2 separate regions of the Homo sapiens genome follow, and region 2 is linked to region 1. The links are chromatin loops, found by intact Hi-C in ENCODE. Cell type or tissue: heart left ventricle. All regions are shown on one strand. Links, peaks and the distances in the headings refer to the core of each region. The heading gives the core; the rest is flanking DNA.

Region 1 (7,496 bases), core at 1,442-6,441:
TTCTATGATCAGATTATGTGTCAGAAGATGTTTCCAGGTTTTTGTTTGGGAAACCACAGCTATCTCATTGTTTTGCTTCTGTGATTACCTTCCTGTCCCCATGGCTTCCTTCATAGTATTCATCCCAGTTCACTCAGCTAGCTTCTTACCCTCTTCTTTGCCTTTCCAAATTATGACCTTTCCTTTAGTGACTTTCATAAGCCCCTTGAGGAGTGCCTTCATAAGCCCCTTCTGTCATTAAAACATTTTTTAAAAATTTATTTTATAACTTTGTTGGTATAAAGACAAATCCACTTGAAAGTATAATAATTTTTTCTTCTGACTATAAAAGAAAATATTCTCATGGGCTCCTTAAAGTATCATGGGCCCTGGGCACTCTGTCTCCTGTGTCTGACAGAGAATAAGCCATTCCTGCTGCCTGCTCCATAAAGGCGCCCGAAACAGATATCTCTCCTCTTATTTCCTCACTTGTATAATTCTTGTCTCGCAGGGTTGCCCTATGTAAAGTGAAATAGCGCAGAGTGCTTAACACCTGGTCCAACAGCAAATAGCCTGTAGTTAGTACCCATTTTATACTTAAACTGACATTGGGCATTGACTAGCTTGACTTAAATATTACACTGCTATCTACCTTTTTACTTATGTCTAACTCTTTAGTTAAACTGTAAACTCCTAGACGGCTGACAGTATGTTTTAAACCAGTGGTTCTCAAGCTTTGGAGGGCATCAGGAGTTGCTGAAGCTCAGCTGGCTGGGCCTCACCCCCAGAGTTCCTGATTCCGGAGGTCTGAGTCGGAGCCGATAATTTGCATTTCTAACAAGTACTCAGGTGATACTGATGCTGCTGTTCTTAGGACCCCACTTAGAGAACCACAGTTTTAGACAACTCTTTATTCTCCCAAAATCTAGCACAGAGGGAGACTTACACATTCACAGTAAATTATTTATGCAAAAGATAATACACATGCCGGAGGGAAAATCTGCCCCATCCCCATTGTGAGAAAAGTTTCAGTACTACAAAAGCTGAGCAGAAAGGGATGAGCAAAGAAATCTTGTTGAAAGAAAAGGTGCTGGTGGCACAATTGAACACTGACTGTCATCTGTTGGATCTCGGGGCATGTGCAAAATGCACACAAGAAGCCAAACAATAGCTCAGCCAACTCATGGCTGCCTGAGTTCTGAGCTCAATCTATAACAATGCCAGCAGGGCTGCTGGGATCCATCTGCTACTCTCTTTCTGATAACGGATCTGGGGTCTCTCTGGAAGAAAATAGCTTGACAGGAAGAAAGAAGGATTAGGCCAGCTGACAATGTCTGGATTTATGAAGCTGCCCTGGAATATGGTAGAGCTTTTAACCCCTTCTGCACTTGGCTAATCCTCAACATACCCCAGCTATTCTTTCCATTGTCCTTGTTCCTTTCATCAAGAAATGTAATTTGTGAATGCCAAAGCTCCCCTGGACACATTCTGTTTCCACACAAATTAAGTTCCCAGAATTTAATACTGCAGGAAGCCTTGAGATCTTTCAGCCCAACTCACTAATTTTACGCATGAGAAAACCTAAGCCTGGGATTAATCCTAAAATGTATAATCAGTCATGGTAGAGGCAGGCTGGAATCCAGATTCCTTGACTCACTGTGGGTATGTGATGTGTATAGTCCTTTACACTCCCAAGCTGAGTAGCAAAAATATATCTTTTCTCGCTTTTTTTTTTTTTTGAGACGGAGTCTGGCTCTGTCACTCAGGCTGGAGTGCAGTCACACGATCTCGGCTCACTGCAACCTCCACCTCCCAGGTTCAAGCAATTCTCCTGTCTCAGCCTCCCAAGTAGCTGGGATTACAGGTGCTGCCACCACCCCAGCTAAGTTTTGAATTTTTAGTAGAGACGGGGTTTCACCATGTTAGCCAGGGTGGTTTCAAACTCCTGACCTCAAGTGATCCACTCACCTTGGGCTCCCAAGGTGTTGGGATTACAGGTATGAACCACCGCACCTGGCCGATATCTTTTCTCTATTACATTTTAAGGAGAAAACATGACTTTCCCCGTTACTTAAGTTACTTTTCACAATTTGTTCTTTTGTCCCTGGAAGCAGGTGGGCTTCATAAACACAAATGAAGAGAAATGAAGAATGCTAAACAGTTTCAGCAGAGACTGGAAGCTTGAGGGCAGTGATGACATCCTATTCCCTGATATATGCCCATTGGCTACCCAGAACCACGGCACAGAGCAAGCTCTCAAAAACCACATGGTGAATGAATGAATGAATGAATCACTGATTTAATGACAGTTTGCCAATTTCTCTGCCAATTAGGGAATGAATGTGTTACACTGAGATTTGGAGACTGCTGTGGAGCCTGTCTCTTATCTAACTATAAGTTAGGTGCTTACATAAAACCAGAAAATGCCTTGTATTTGAAAATATGAAAATGCCTCTGTATGCTAAGCGGTGTGTCAACTGAGAAAGTACAGGCTTTGGAGGTGGCAAGCTTCGAATCCCAGGTGTTCACTCTGGTTACTTAATTCTAGGCAAATTATAGAAAATTTCTGAGCCTTGAATCCCCCTACTCAACCCTACTCCTTCCATTCCCCCCACTGGCATGTTAGGATTAAATGAGATAATGTATGCAAACTGCCTTGCACATAGTAGGTGCTGATTAAATGTTAGTGTCACTTCCTTGTATTCCCAACTGCCTGTTGAAGAGTCATGTAGGTATTCAAGTAGGTGGGGTGGCAGTTGGGGGGTAGGTATAAGACTGAATGAAAATTGAAGGGGCTTTTTGGCTGAAAATGTACATAAATTATCATTATGGTTATAGTTATCTAGTAGCTGCTTTTACTGATGGTGTGCCTTGCATTCAATATAAGCAAAGCTGCTATCATCCAGGTATTCCTCATATTCCATAACCTCTAACCATTTCCCAGGTTTCTAAATAAATTGCTTTTCAGGAAAAAAAATAAATCTAGCTTTTTGCTTACCCATTTGGTCTTGATATCCTGGTTCCGAGCTCAAGGAACTCTGTCTCCTCCTCCATTTCCGTGTCAGGGATCATGTTTTTCTGAACAGGCTGTGGTGAAAGCATTTCCCATTCATTGTCATGGGTGACAGCCTGCAACGTAACTGCATCCGGGCCAGCCCTGCCTCGGCTCTTACTCTTCTGTGATTGGCTGACTGGACCAGAGGCTTCCTCTAGTGCCAAAGATTCTAGAGGCTTCATTTCTTCCAGAATCTGCAGCTGGGGACCCTCACCCAAGCCGAGTTCAGAGAACGGCTCCACAGTCTTGCCAGACCACCCAGGCCCTGAGTCCCTGGCATCCAGTGATGGATCACCAACCTCACTATGGCCCAAGAACATCCAACTCTGGTCTTGTGCAGGGCTTTCAAAAGATGATCTCGTATCGCTTTTAGAAGACATTTTCTCTGCAGAGAGACCTTTTCTTTCATTTAAGGAGGCTGGCTGACATGTGTCTGGGAAGCTTGCTAACTGAGTTCCCTGCAGCCCTGTTTCTTTGGAACCTACATACAATTCTAATTCAGCTATGCTTTCTCTTTCTTCACAGGTCTCTGGCTTTGAGTGTGAATTTTCTTCACGGTTTACAAGTATGTAATCCATGTGTAGTGCATGACGATCTTCATTCTTCTCTGTACATCTTTCTTCCTTGTATTCTGATTTTATCTGCTCAGGCTCTTTGGTAGGAATTGTTTTTTCTTCTTCCAATTCTGATATTTCCTTGCTGGCACCTAGAAGTGGAAGTTGAAAGTGAGAAGAGGAGAAAAAGGTTTAATTAACACATTGTGTGATTTGTGATCCTTGCAAATGATCATCTAAAAGAGGTAATTTAATATTTTTTATATATTTTATTTATTTATTCATTCATTCATTTGAGACAGAGTCCCGCTCTGTCACCCAGGATAGAGTGCAATGGTGTGATCTCGGCTCACTGCAACCTCCACCTCCTGGTTTCAAGCTATTCTTCTGCCTCAGCCTCCCGAGTAGCTGGGACTACAGGCACCTGCCCCCACGCCCAGCTAATTTTTGTATTTTTAGTAGACATGGGGTTTCACCATGCTGCCCAGGCTGGTCTCGAACACCTGACATCAGGTGATCCCCCCTCCTTGGCCTCCCAAAGTGCTGAGATTACAGGCGTGAGCCACCGCGCCCAGCTAGAAAATATTTTTATTTTGTAGAGTCATTCGATTTTCTCGTGCACTATCAGGAATAGGTATTACATATGCACTAGATTTTACTGCTGTTATAATACAGGACTTAGTGAGGCATGCCTTGAAAATGTAGTTAGTTTTCTCTCTACCCTCATTGGTAGGAAGAGTGTGTCTTACAAATATGCACTAGTTTAATCAACGCAGCAGTTTCTTGGAAGTGGAAGAATGGAATGTTTCTTACCATTTGGTGGTCCTATGTCTCCACCTGCTGGTAAATCAGAATTATCTGTTTCTACTTCCCAGTCAACGTTTGATGGAGACAAAATGTTGGAGCCTGCTCCTACCGGCAAATAAACGGACTCAGGGTCTTCACGAATATGCAGCACAGCCAGCTGGGATCCAGGCAGTCTGTTTTTGGTCTCAGCCTGGTTTCCCTCACTTCTTCGATCAGGAAGTGCAGAAAGCACTATCTCTGCTGCTCTGCATCCCAGAGATTCATCCTCTGGAGACCCAGCTTCCTCTATTGTTTCAGCACTCTGGGCAGGTTCTGTGAGATAAGACAAATCAAAGGGAGGTGTGTACGGTGCCAGCGACTGCTTCAGAGAATCTTCCTCCAAAGGAGGGTCACCACCATACAGGAAGTGTTCAGGCTCTCTCAGTAAATCTTCATCGATATTCTGGCCCATTACATCATATTCAAAATCACCCCACGAGGCTTCAGATGAGCAGATATCTTGCTTCCCTAGGTCCCCATCAACTGGCGTTTCCGGATGGCCTTCGGATAATGTCAGTTTACTCATGTCATCTATTGTTCCCGTGGATGTGTTGAGACCTGAGGCATCGCTGAAACTGTGGTCAAAGGCAGCTTCGCTTATATCCAGACAAGTGTCTGAGGCTAGCAAAGCATCAGGAACCAAGGCAGGATTCTCTGTGGATAAATGTGGATCACCATCAAACAAAGCTCTTGCACCAGGCTGACTTTCAGGAGAAAAGCTGTCTGATATCCAAGAACCGTCACCTTCTGGAGTTGGCTCTTGGTGAGTTACAAAAATGCTAGTTGCCACATTTTCAATCCTTGGGATTCTTCTGTCAACTGGTTCCAAAATTGGTGCCATATCTGGGCTGGCTCCTTTTTCTGATACTTGTAAACCTGTACTGTTGTCACCGTTTATTTCAGAAGGTTCAGGTGAACCTTTATGAGAGGCGGGCTGAGAGGAGCCCTTTATGTCTGCTTGATAGCCAATTGGAGGCAGCACAGTTGCGTTTTCAGAATCGAGTTCTGCATTGGATGGGACAAACTCCCGTCCAGGCTCATAAATGGGTTCTTCATCTATCTCTGGCTCAGTGAGACAAAGCTCACTGGATTCCACTTCAGGTCCCATGCAAGCACTGAGGTGCTTCTCAGTCTCTTGCTTTGCTTCAGAATCGTGACATATATCAGGGCTGTCGGAAGCCTGAGAATTGCTGTCATGTTCGCAGTGCGTCAGGATATCAGGATTCTCACCATCTGCTTTCAAACTGAAGGGCTTCTTAGCATCTATCCACAAGTCAGGCGCGGCAGAGGCCAGCTGCCCACCCTCTTGAAAGTTGCCATGTAAAATATCTGGCACAAAGGTACCTCGGGAGTCCTCACTTGGGGTAGAGCCATCCCATTCAGAGCCTGGCTTCATTATCAGTTGGGTGGGAGAACTGACAGCAGGAAAATTTTCTGTGGCAATGCTTGAATTTGTCATCTCACCTAGGTATGATTTTTCTTGTTCCCACTGATTTGTTTCTTGACCTTCATTAGTTGAAACATTAGATGTAACACAACTATTTTCCTCTGCGTGAGTAAAGGCTGTGTCCGGATGATCACAGACTGGCAGCATGGTGTCCTGACACTGCTCTTGGGTAGGTGTTTCAGGAGTCAGCTCATCACCAGCAGCAGACACAAAGGTTTGCTCTCTTGAGTCCTTTTCTTTAATTTGGTCTAATTTTACAAGCTGGCTGAACTTGTCAGCATCTGGGTCTGGCTGCCTTGGTTGAATGTTCCAGAGTTGCTCATGGGAGTTCTTCCCATTACCTTCCAGAAAGGGTGACTGATGGTTGTCACTAAAAGGATTAGTATAGTGTGTTTCCACGGGCTCAATATCACCCTGAACTGGTACTCCCCAGGGACTGGCATTTTGGTGTACTGAAGAATTTATCTCCAACACACCACTGGAGTCAGACAGCTCCCTTTCAAATGGACTTTCAATTAGTCTCCCTTCCTGGGGTGAGGCCTTCCACCACTCAGTGCTATCAGCTGAGAAGCCCAGCATTTCCAGTTGAGAATTATCTTCGTTCTTTGGGAACGAAGCTTTGGGAGATATTTGCCATGCAACATCTCCTGTTGTCCCTGTTTCTGGAGAAGATCTCTTCTCCTTCTCCACTGCTGTAATCTGCATTTCAGTCTCCGTTAATGGTGAGAAAGTCCAGGGATCAGGGCTGCTTTGTTGATTGTCACAGAATGGGTTTGACTTATTCTCATTCTCTGCTGGCTCTGAGCTGTCTAGGTAGTCATAAATATTTTCAGACTTAGGATCAGCTGTGACCAAGAACTTATTAGATTCATTCAATGAATCCCAAGCTCTGGATTCATCCTCAGCAACGTGGCAGTTGGCCACCTGGATCTCTTCCTCTATTGACTCTTCACCACCGACACTGTCATCATCAGAACCTGAGCTTGTTGAAATGACCCTGGCATCCTCTGGCTGCACAGTTGCAGAAATGTCATGTTCATTTTTCTCCTGGTAGCTAGCAATTAGATTGCTTTCCTGATGTGTCCCTGAATGTTCAGAATATTTGCCTGTTTCAGGACTGGATAAAGAGGAAAAGGAATCACCATCAACTGAGTCATTCCAGATCTCTAAAAATGTAGGAGTTTTGCGATCAAAGCTCTTTTCAAACTCATTTATTCTGTTTTTCTCTAAATCCTTCACTTTGGTAACTATTTCTACTTGGCCATCAGTGGTAATTAGTTCAGATTCTTGGTGATTCTGTTCACTCCAGTTGCCTTGGTTTTCTTCTTGATACCCAGAACTGGGTTGCTGGCCCCAGGAGGACAGTGCAACTGAAGAGTCATTTAACTCAGGACTTGATGCACTTGAATGAGTATACTCACTAGAAATAGTATCTCTGTCAAAATTTCCAGACGAACCGGCTCCTGGAAGGCTATTTTCAGACCCCTTAACGTCAAGATTTTTGGTTATCTCAGAACATGTGCTGCTGACATGCACATCACTGTCTATAGGGACGTCCCCAAAATCAAGACTTCGGGGAACTCTGTGAGGTGGCCCTCCACCCACGTTCTCTGGC
Region 2 (7,496 bases), core at 1,583-6,582, 260 kb before region 1:
TCAGAGCTGAGAGCCCTGAACAGAGATTTACCCACGTATTTATTAACAGCAAGCCAGTCATTAGCATTGTTTCTATAGATATTAAATTAACTAAAAGTATCCCTTATGGGAAACGAAGGGATGGGCCGAATTAAAGGAATAGGTTGGGCTAGTTAACTGCAGCAGGAGCATGTCCTTAAGGCACAGATTGCTCATGCTATTGTTTGTGGCTTAAGAATGCCTTTAAGCGGTTTTCCACCCTGGGTGGGCCAGGTGTTCCTTGCCCTCATTCCGGTAAACCCACAACCTTCCAGCATGGCTATTATGGCCATCATGAACATGTCACAGTGCTGCAGAGATTTTGTTTATGGCCAGTTTTGGGGCCAGTTTATGGCCAGATTTTGGGGGATTTGTTCCCAACATCCGTCTCTACTAAAGATACAAAAGCTAGCCAGGTGTGGTGGTGCATGCCTATAGTCCCAGCTACTTGGGAGGCTGAAGCAGGAGAATCGCTTGAACCTGGGAGGCGGAGGTTTCAGTGAGCCACTGCACTCCAGCCTGGGCAACAGAGTGAGACTCTGTCTAAAAAAAGGAAAGAAAGAAAGAAAGAAAGAAAGGAAGAAAGGAAGAAAGGAAGAAAGGAAGAAAGGAAGGAAGGAAGGAAGGAAGGAAGGAAGGAAGGAAGGAAGGAAGGAAGGAAGGAAGGAAGAAAAAAAGAGCCAGAAGCATTTGTTGAATTGGGTGTGTGCTTTGTGAGAAAGAGAGGCAAGACAGATGACTCCAGGAGTGTTTGGCCTGAGCAACTAGGTGGAGTTGTCAATGAGTAAGTCCGGGAGAAAAGTGGGAGAAGCAGGCTCCGGGAGAAGAAGATAAGGAGCTGCGTATTGGACATGTTTGTTTGAAATGCCAATTTTACCTGTAAAGGGAGATGTTTACTAAGCAGTTGGAAATATGAGTCTGGAGTTCTGAGGACAGGTCCAGACTAGAGATAGAAATCAGAGCGATGTCGAGGTTAAATCTAGATGTACTTAACAGCATGAGGTTGGATGAGGCCATACAGAAGGGCTGTAGAGAAAAAAGAAGAGATCTGAGGCCTGAGTCGTGAAGCTCTGCAGGGTTAAGAGGCCTGGGGGAAGAGGAGGAAACTGAAGGCTGACAAAGAGTGACGAGAACAAAACCATGAGGATTAAGAGTCCAGGTGAGGAAAAAGGGTTTCAAGGTCAAGGAGTGACGATTTGTCTGAAATGCTGCTGAGAGTACAGGTAAAACAAGTTTAGATAAATGTCTGCTGGATTTAGAACCACAGAGCTGAAATGGACAGGGGCAGTTTCCCTAGAGGCACGGGACTAAGCACCTGATTAGAGAGGGTTTAATATAATTTGGAGACACCAGATACAGGCAATTCTTTTGACACAAAACAATCAGGTTCTTCCAGAAACTCCCTTTTCTGTTTTCACAAGGAGGCTGATGCCCTCTTGGGCCCTCTGTGTTGTTCTGGAGACCTCAGCTCTTAGCCTGCTGAAGGCAAGGAACAGGCGACAACCACAGCACCTTCTTCCCTGACCACAGCAAGGGGGAATGAAGGTCAGTTTTCTATGAAGCAGGAGTCAGTAAACTGCAGCAAACTATGATCACACCTGTTCATTTACGTGCTGTCTGTGGCTGCTGTCACACTAGAGGGACACAGGTAAGAGGTTGTGAGAGAATAAATAGCCCACCATACTTCAAATATTTACTATCTGGCCCTTTCCAGAAAAGGAAAGCTCTGCTATAAGTAGAGAATTAGGGCAGTAGCTAAGGAGGAAGGCGTTCAAGAAAGGGTTGTCAAAAGGAGAAATAACATTTTTGCATGCTGATAGGAACGATTCTGTGGAGAGAAAAAAAGTTGAAGTTGCAGAAGAAAGAATTGCTCGGATGATGTTCTCAAGTATAACATCAGAGGATGTTATACCTGGAATGAGGATCAGGTGCCCCAGTGGAAGGGTTGGCTTTACTAGGAATATAGACACATGTATCTCTCATTATCACTGTATGAAAAGATGTGGTACCTTACACATGAGAGCAATGTAAAGTTTAAACTCTTTGTTTCAGGTTTTCCTTTCCTTATTTATTTATTTATTTTTTTGACAGTCTCACTCTTTCACCCAGGCTGGAGTGCAGTGGCTCAGTCTCGGCTCACTGCAAACTCCACCTCTTGGGCTCAAGCGATTCTTGTCCCTCAGCCTCCCGAGTAGCTGGGATTACAGTCATGTACCACCAAGCCCAGCTAATTTTTGTATTTCTTTTTTGGTAGAGATGGGGTTTCAACATGTTGGCCAGGCTGGTCTCGAACTCCCGAGCTCAAGCGATCCTCCCGCCTTGGCCTCCCTCAGTTTTTACTTATTAGAATTGGCAAAGATAAAAACTGTGGCTAGGTGGGGTGGCTCACACCTGTAATCCCAGCAATCTGGGAGGCCAAGGTGGAAGGAATGCTTGAGGTCAGGAGTTCGGGACCAGCCTGGACAACATGGTGAGACTCCTGTCTCTATAAAAAATAGAAAATACGAAAATTAGCCAGACATGGTGGTGTGTGCCTGTTCCAGCTACTCAAGAGGCTGAGGAGGGAGGATCTCTTAAGCCCAGAAGTTTGAAGCTGCAGTGAGCTGTGGTCAATTACACCACTGGACTCCAGCCTGGGCAACAGAGCAAGACCCCATTTCCTAAATAAATCAATAAATATTATTTTTAAAACCTGTGATAATTTGCTCTGTTGGTGAGTGTGTGGGGGAAACAGGAAGTCACACATTGCTGGTGAGAATGTAAATTGGAACAATTTCTCTGTGGAAGACATGAAGAGTCATCAGGAAGCTTAAGGCCTGGGAGTTCCTAGGGGATCATCTATCTAGAAAATTTACCCTGGGAAACTGACCTTCAAGTCTCCCTTGCAGAGATTATGCAGGAATGCACTGGAGTGACTCCAGTGCCCTTCTCTGGTCAGGAACATAGCCAGGGTCTCCAGAACATATAGAGGGTGTAAGACAAGGAGAGTTTTTGCAGAAGCTGATGGGAGCCAGCACACAGCACCCAGGGAAGTTTGCCCTTGTGGAAAAGACGGCTGCCAAAACTCCCGCTCCATGCAATCTTCTTAGAGTTTAAATTCTCCTATCCTTTATCAAGGTCTAAGGAACTTGTTTCTTTTGCCTGTGTCTGATGGTATCTATTGCCAATCATCTTCCCCCACACAGAGGGTGAGACCTATCAACTTTTTAAATGCACATACATTTTGACCAAGCAATACCACTTACGGCAATTAATACTACACATATGTTTTATATATGTGTGAAGACATTCACTGTAGCATTGTTTATAATAGCAAAAAACTGGAAACAACTGGAATGGCCATTAGGGAACTATTTGAATATCATGGCATAGCCCCGTACTGGATAGACACTGAAAAGAACAAAGAGGCTTTATATAAACTAATATGGAATGATTTTCCAAACGTGTTAAGTGAGAAGAAGCAAAGTAAAGAACATATATGGGCCAAGCATAGTGGCTTGGTGTTTACATACATTAGATGTTAGAGGTACATACTAAAGAGGCAGTTTAGGCTGGGCACAGTGGCTCATGCCTGTAATCCCAGCACTTTGGGAGGCTGAGACGGGCAGATCACTCGAGTCCAGGAGTTTGAGGCCAACGTGGCCAACATGGTGATACCTCATCTCTACAAAAAATACAAAAATTAACTGGGCATGGTAGCGTCCACCTGTAATCCCAGCTACTTGGGAGGCTGAGGTAGGAGGATTGTCTGAGCCCAGGAGATTGAGGCTGCAGTGAGCTGGGAGCGTGCCACTGCACTACATCCTGGGCAGAGTGAAACCCTGTGTCAAAAAAAAAAAAAAAAAAAAAAAAAAAAAGAACAGATATGGATGGTATGTGGATATTGCTGAATTGCTTCTTCCTTTTCTTTTTTTCTTTTTCTTCTTTTTCTTTTTTGGAGACAGATCTCACTCTCACCCAGGCTGGAGTGCAGTGGCTTGATCACCACTCACTGCAGCCTCAACCTCCCGGGCTCAGGCAATCCTTCCACTTTAGCCTCCTTAATAGCTGGGACCATAGGTGTGCACCACCACGCCCCAGCTAATTTTTATTTTTATTTTTTTGTAGAGAGAGGTTTCACCATGTTGCCCAGGCTGGTCTTAAACTCCTGGGCTTAAGCGATCGGGCTGCCTCAGCCTCCCAAAGTGCTGGGATTACAGGCATGAGCCACTGTGCCCAGCCTAAACTGCCTCTTTAGTATATACCTCTAACATCTAATGTATGTAAACACTAGGACTGATTTTCACCCTATTTCTTAACTTTTTTATAGTTATACATGTGATTTTGCACACTACCACCAGAGGGGGCCTCTGCCACACTTCACGCAATATTTACAAGTCAGTATGGAGGATGTTTATTAAATAATTTTTATATCTAGAACATTCTTGTTCATTTAGCATAGGCATTTTGGTGCTCAGCTTTAAAAAAACTCTGTGAGCCCCCTGGCTCATCCGTCTTCTTTAGCATGTCAGTCCACAATCCCTGTGTCCAGTACGCCCTGACCCTGTCATCTTCCTTTGCTGTGCTGGATTCCTGAAACTGAAAATGCCTCACAACTTCTATGCACTCTTACCCTCAAAAGAGTGCATTTAGTGGCATGGCTGTGCCAGCCGTCTTTGTCCAGATGGCTTCCAGATAGGAATCACTGAGTCCAGGAATACTTTGAGAAGCCTGGAGAGCCTCTACTCTGAAAGTTTATCATCACTGCAAACTCAGCGAGTCCAGATTTTGCTCAACACATGCTGTCTGCTTTCTGTTTACCCCTCTAGTCTTTACTAACAGACACTTTATATATATATATACACACAGCCAGGCGCGGTGGCTCGCGCCTGTAATCCAAGCACTCTGGGAGCCCGAGGCAGGCGGATTACTTAAGCCCAGGAGTTTGAGACCAGCCTGGGCAACATGGTGAAACCCTATCTCTACAAAAAATACAAAAATTAGCCAGGTGTGGTGGCACGTACCTGTAGTCCCAGGTACTTGGGAGGCTGAGGTGGGAGGATGGCTTGAGCCCAGAAGACTGAGGCTACAGTGAGCTGTGATCATGCCACTGCACTCCAGCCTGGGTTGCAGAGTACGACCCCACCTCAAAACAACAACAGCAGCAAAAAAATCTTATTGAGGCATGGTTTAATAAAATATAGCTGTTTAGGTGTATAGTTCCATGACTTCTGACCAACCTACTAACCCAGGCAATTATTACCACAATCAAGATAAAGAACATTTCTATCACCCCAAAAAGCAAATGCCCTCCTCTCCCCACACTCAGCCCCAGCAACAACTGCTCTCCTTTCTGTCACTATAGATTAGATTTGCCTCTTCCAGAATTTCAGATACATAAACATGAATCAAACGGTCTGTACTCTTTCGTGTTTGGCATCTTTATCTCCACATAAGGTCTGGAGATTCATCCATGTTGAAGTGTGAATCAATTTTGCTTTCTTAAATGTCATTCCATTATTTTAATATGATATGCTGCAATTTGTTGATCCATTCAGACAGGTACTTCTTTTAACTTGTTTTTGCTGGTAAACACCCTGATGGGCATCTGCTCACTGTACATGTCATTTTCTTTTGGACAGAAATGCTAAATTTACTATTATTTGTTCATTTATTTTATGTTTTTCCAAAATGGAAACATCTTTCTGAAACAATGGGAAAGGGATCAGAATATGCCACCCCAGGCTGGGCATGGTGGCAGGGCCTATAATCCCAGCATTTTGGGAGGCTGAAGTGAGAAGATCCCTTGAGGCCAGGAGTTTGAGACCAGCCTGGGCAATAAAGCAAGACCCTGTCTCTACCAAAAACAAAATAAAATAAATTAGCGGGGCGGGGTAGTGTGTACCTGTAGTCCTAGCTACTTGGTTCAAGATGACAGTGAGGTATGATCACACTACCACACTCCAGCCTGGGCAACAACAAACAAGACCCTGTCTCTATAAAAAACAACAAAAAAAAAAACAAGCAAATAAAATGATAATAGTAAAAGTAAAAAAGAATGTGCCACCTCAAAACATGCCATATTGGCATAAGGATTATTTTGAGCTAAAGGCAACTGAGAAACAGCAGACACAAGCAAAACTCTTTGCCCTCTCTCTTTCTACCTACAAACGTTTGCCTAATTTCCCTTTGCAAAGGTGATGCCCTCTCCCATACCAGAATAAGGTGAACAATTCATCTGCATAACACACCTCACTAAACAAGCCTTAATTACCATGCCTTTCCCAGTTACCTTCCCACAATTTACCCACACCAGAGAAGCGCAGCCTCTCCCCATTTCCCTTGTCTAGTAGCTTCCCACACTTTATCATCCTCTGTTAAAATGCTGTATAAGCTCCTGGGTCTAAGCACCTCTTTGGGATTTTCACTTTTTTTCTGTGAAGCTTACATATGCAAACAAAATAAACCTTTTCGTTTTTGTTTGTTTTGTTTTGTTTTTGAGACAGAGTCTCACCCTGTCACCCAGGCTGGAGTGCAATGGTGTGATCTCGGCTCACTGCAACCTCTGCCTCCTGGGCTCAAGTGATTCTCATGCCTCAGCCTCCCAAGTAGCTAGAATTACAGACGCCCAGCTAATTTTTTGTATTTTTTGTAGAGACAGGTTTTCGCCGTTTTGGCCAGGCTGGTCTCAAACTCCTGACCTCAAGTGATCCACCAGCCTCAGCCTCCCAAAGTGCTGGGATTACAGGTGTGAGCCACTGCGCCCGGCCCTATTCGCCTCTTTTTATAAATTATATGTAACTGATGGTGTGTAAATTCTGTCCTGTCTGGCAATAATTTAATTGGTTCCCGCCATCCCCACCCTATGAAAATACCAGTTTTGTTTCCATTTGCAATTCATCTTAACATTCCTTTACTCCAGATAAATCTGTGCTTTTTGACTTTTCCTTTGAAATGTTTATAACGTACATCTGATTCCCTTATAGCATATGCGTAAATTCCTTAACAGATGTGCACTTTTATATTTGTATGAGTCATGATTTTATCTTTCTCTGAAAATTATTTTTTAACAACCCTTACATTGTTTACAGTGTTTCGATTCTGAAATCTTTGTGTATTTGTAAAATTTCCTACATAGGATAAATTCCTAGATGAATAGTTGTCCATAAGTATCCATGTTGTCCAAATGCCTTCTAGAAAGTTTGTAGAAATCTCTACAACAGAGAGCAGCACAGGAGTCTGTATTCCTACACCTTCATCTATATTATGTTTATCAATCTTTTTCAACTTTGCCAATCTGATAGGTAAAAAGTGATTTGTAGTTTTAATTTGCTTTTCTTCAATTCCTATTGAAATTGAGCATCTTTTTATGTGGATTTCTTCTTTAGTGAAGTATCTTATCATGCCCTTTGCCCATTTTTCACCTGGTGCATATTTTTACGTAAACACCCCTTTATTTGAAAAATTAATTTTTGCTTACATACTATTGCATATATTTT

What was found. A loop is a pair of places that touch in the nucleus more often than their neighbours do. Peaks named below come from ENCODE experiments on the same cell type or tissue, not always from the same donor. Only the 100,000 strongest peaks of a DNase experiment are listed, where the experiment ranks them.
Region 2: it touches region 1 in a loop (16-fold over the local background); 100 of 110 quality-filtered maps call a loop at or near these places.

Annotation. Positions count from the first base shown.
Region 1 is chr9:76,700,360-76,707,855 of GRCh38, forward strand. It overlaps PRUNE2 (prune homolog 2 with BCH domain), which reads right to left. Exons shown (of 19, transcript NM_015225.3): 8 at 4,402-7,496; 9 at 2,978-3,740. Among named protein-coding and RNA genes, the nearest start is that of PCA3, 60 kb to the right of the region's middle. In heart left ventricle, for the core only: a CTCF peak has its summit at 4,431 (motif pointing left); no DNase peak of the experiment used is centred there; H3K27me3 peaks cover 1,203 bases.
Region 2 is chr9:76,443,306-76,450,801 of GRCh38, forward strand. It overlaps a transcript of GCNT1 not described here. Among named protein-coding and RNA genes, the nearest start is that of GCNT1, 12 kb to the right of the region's middle. In heart left ventricle, for the core only: a CTCF peak has its summit at 4,358 (motif pointing right); no DNase peak of the experiment used is centred there.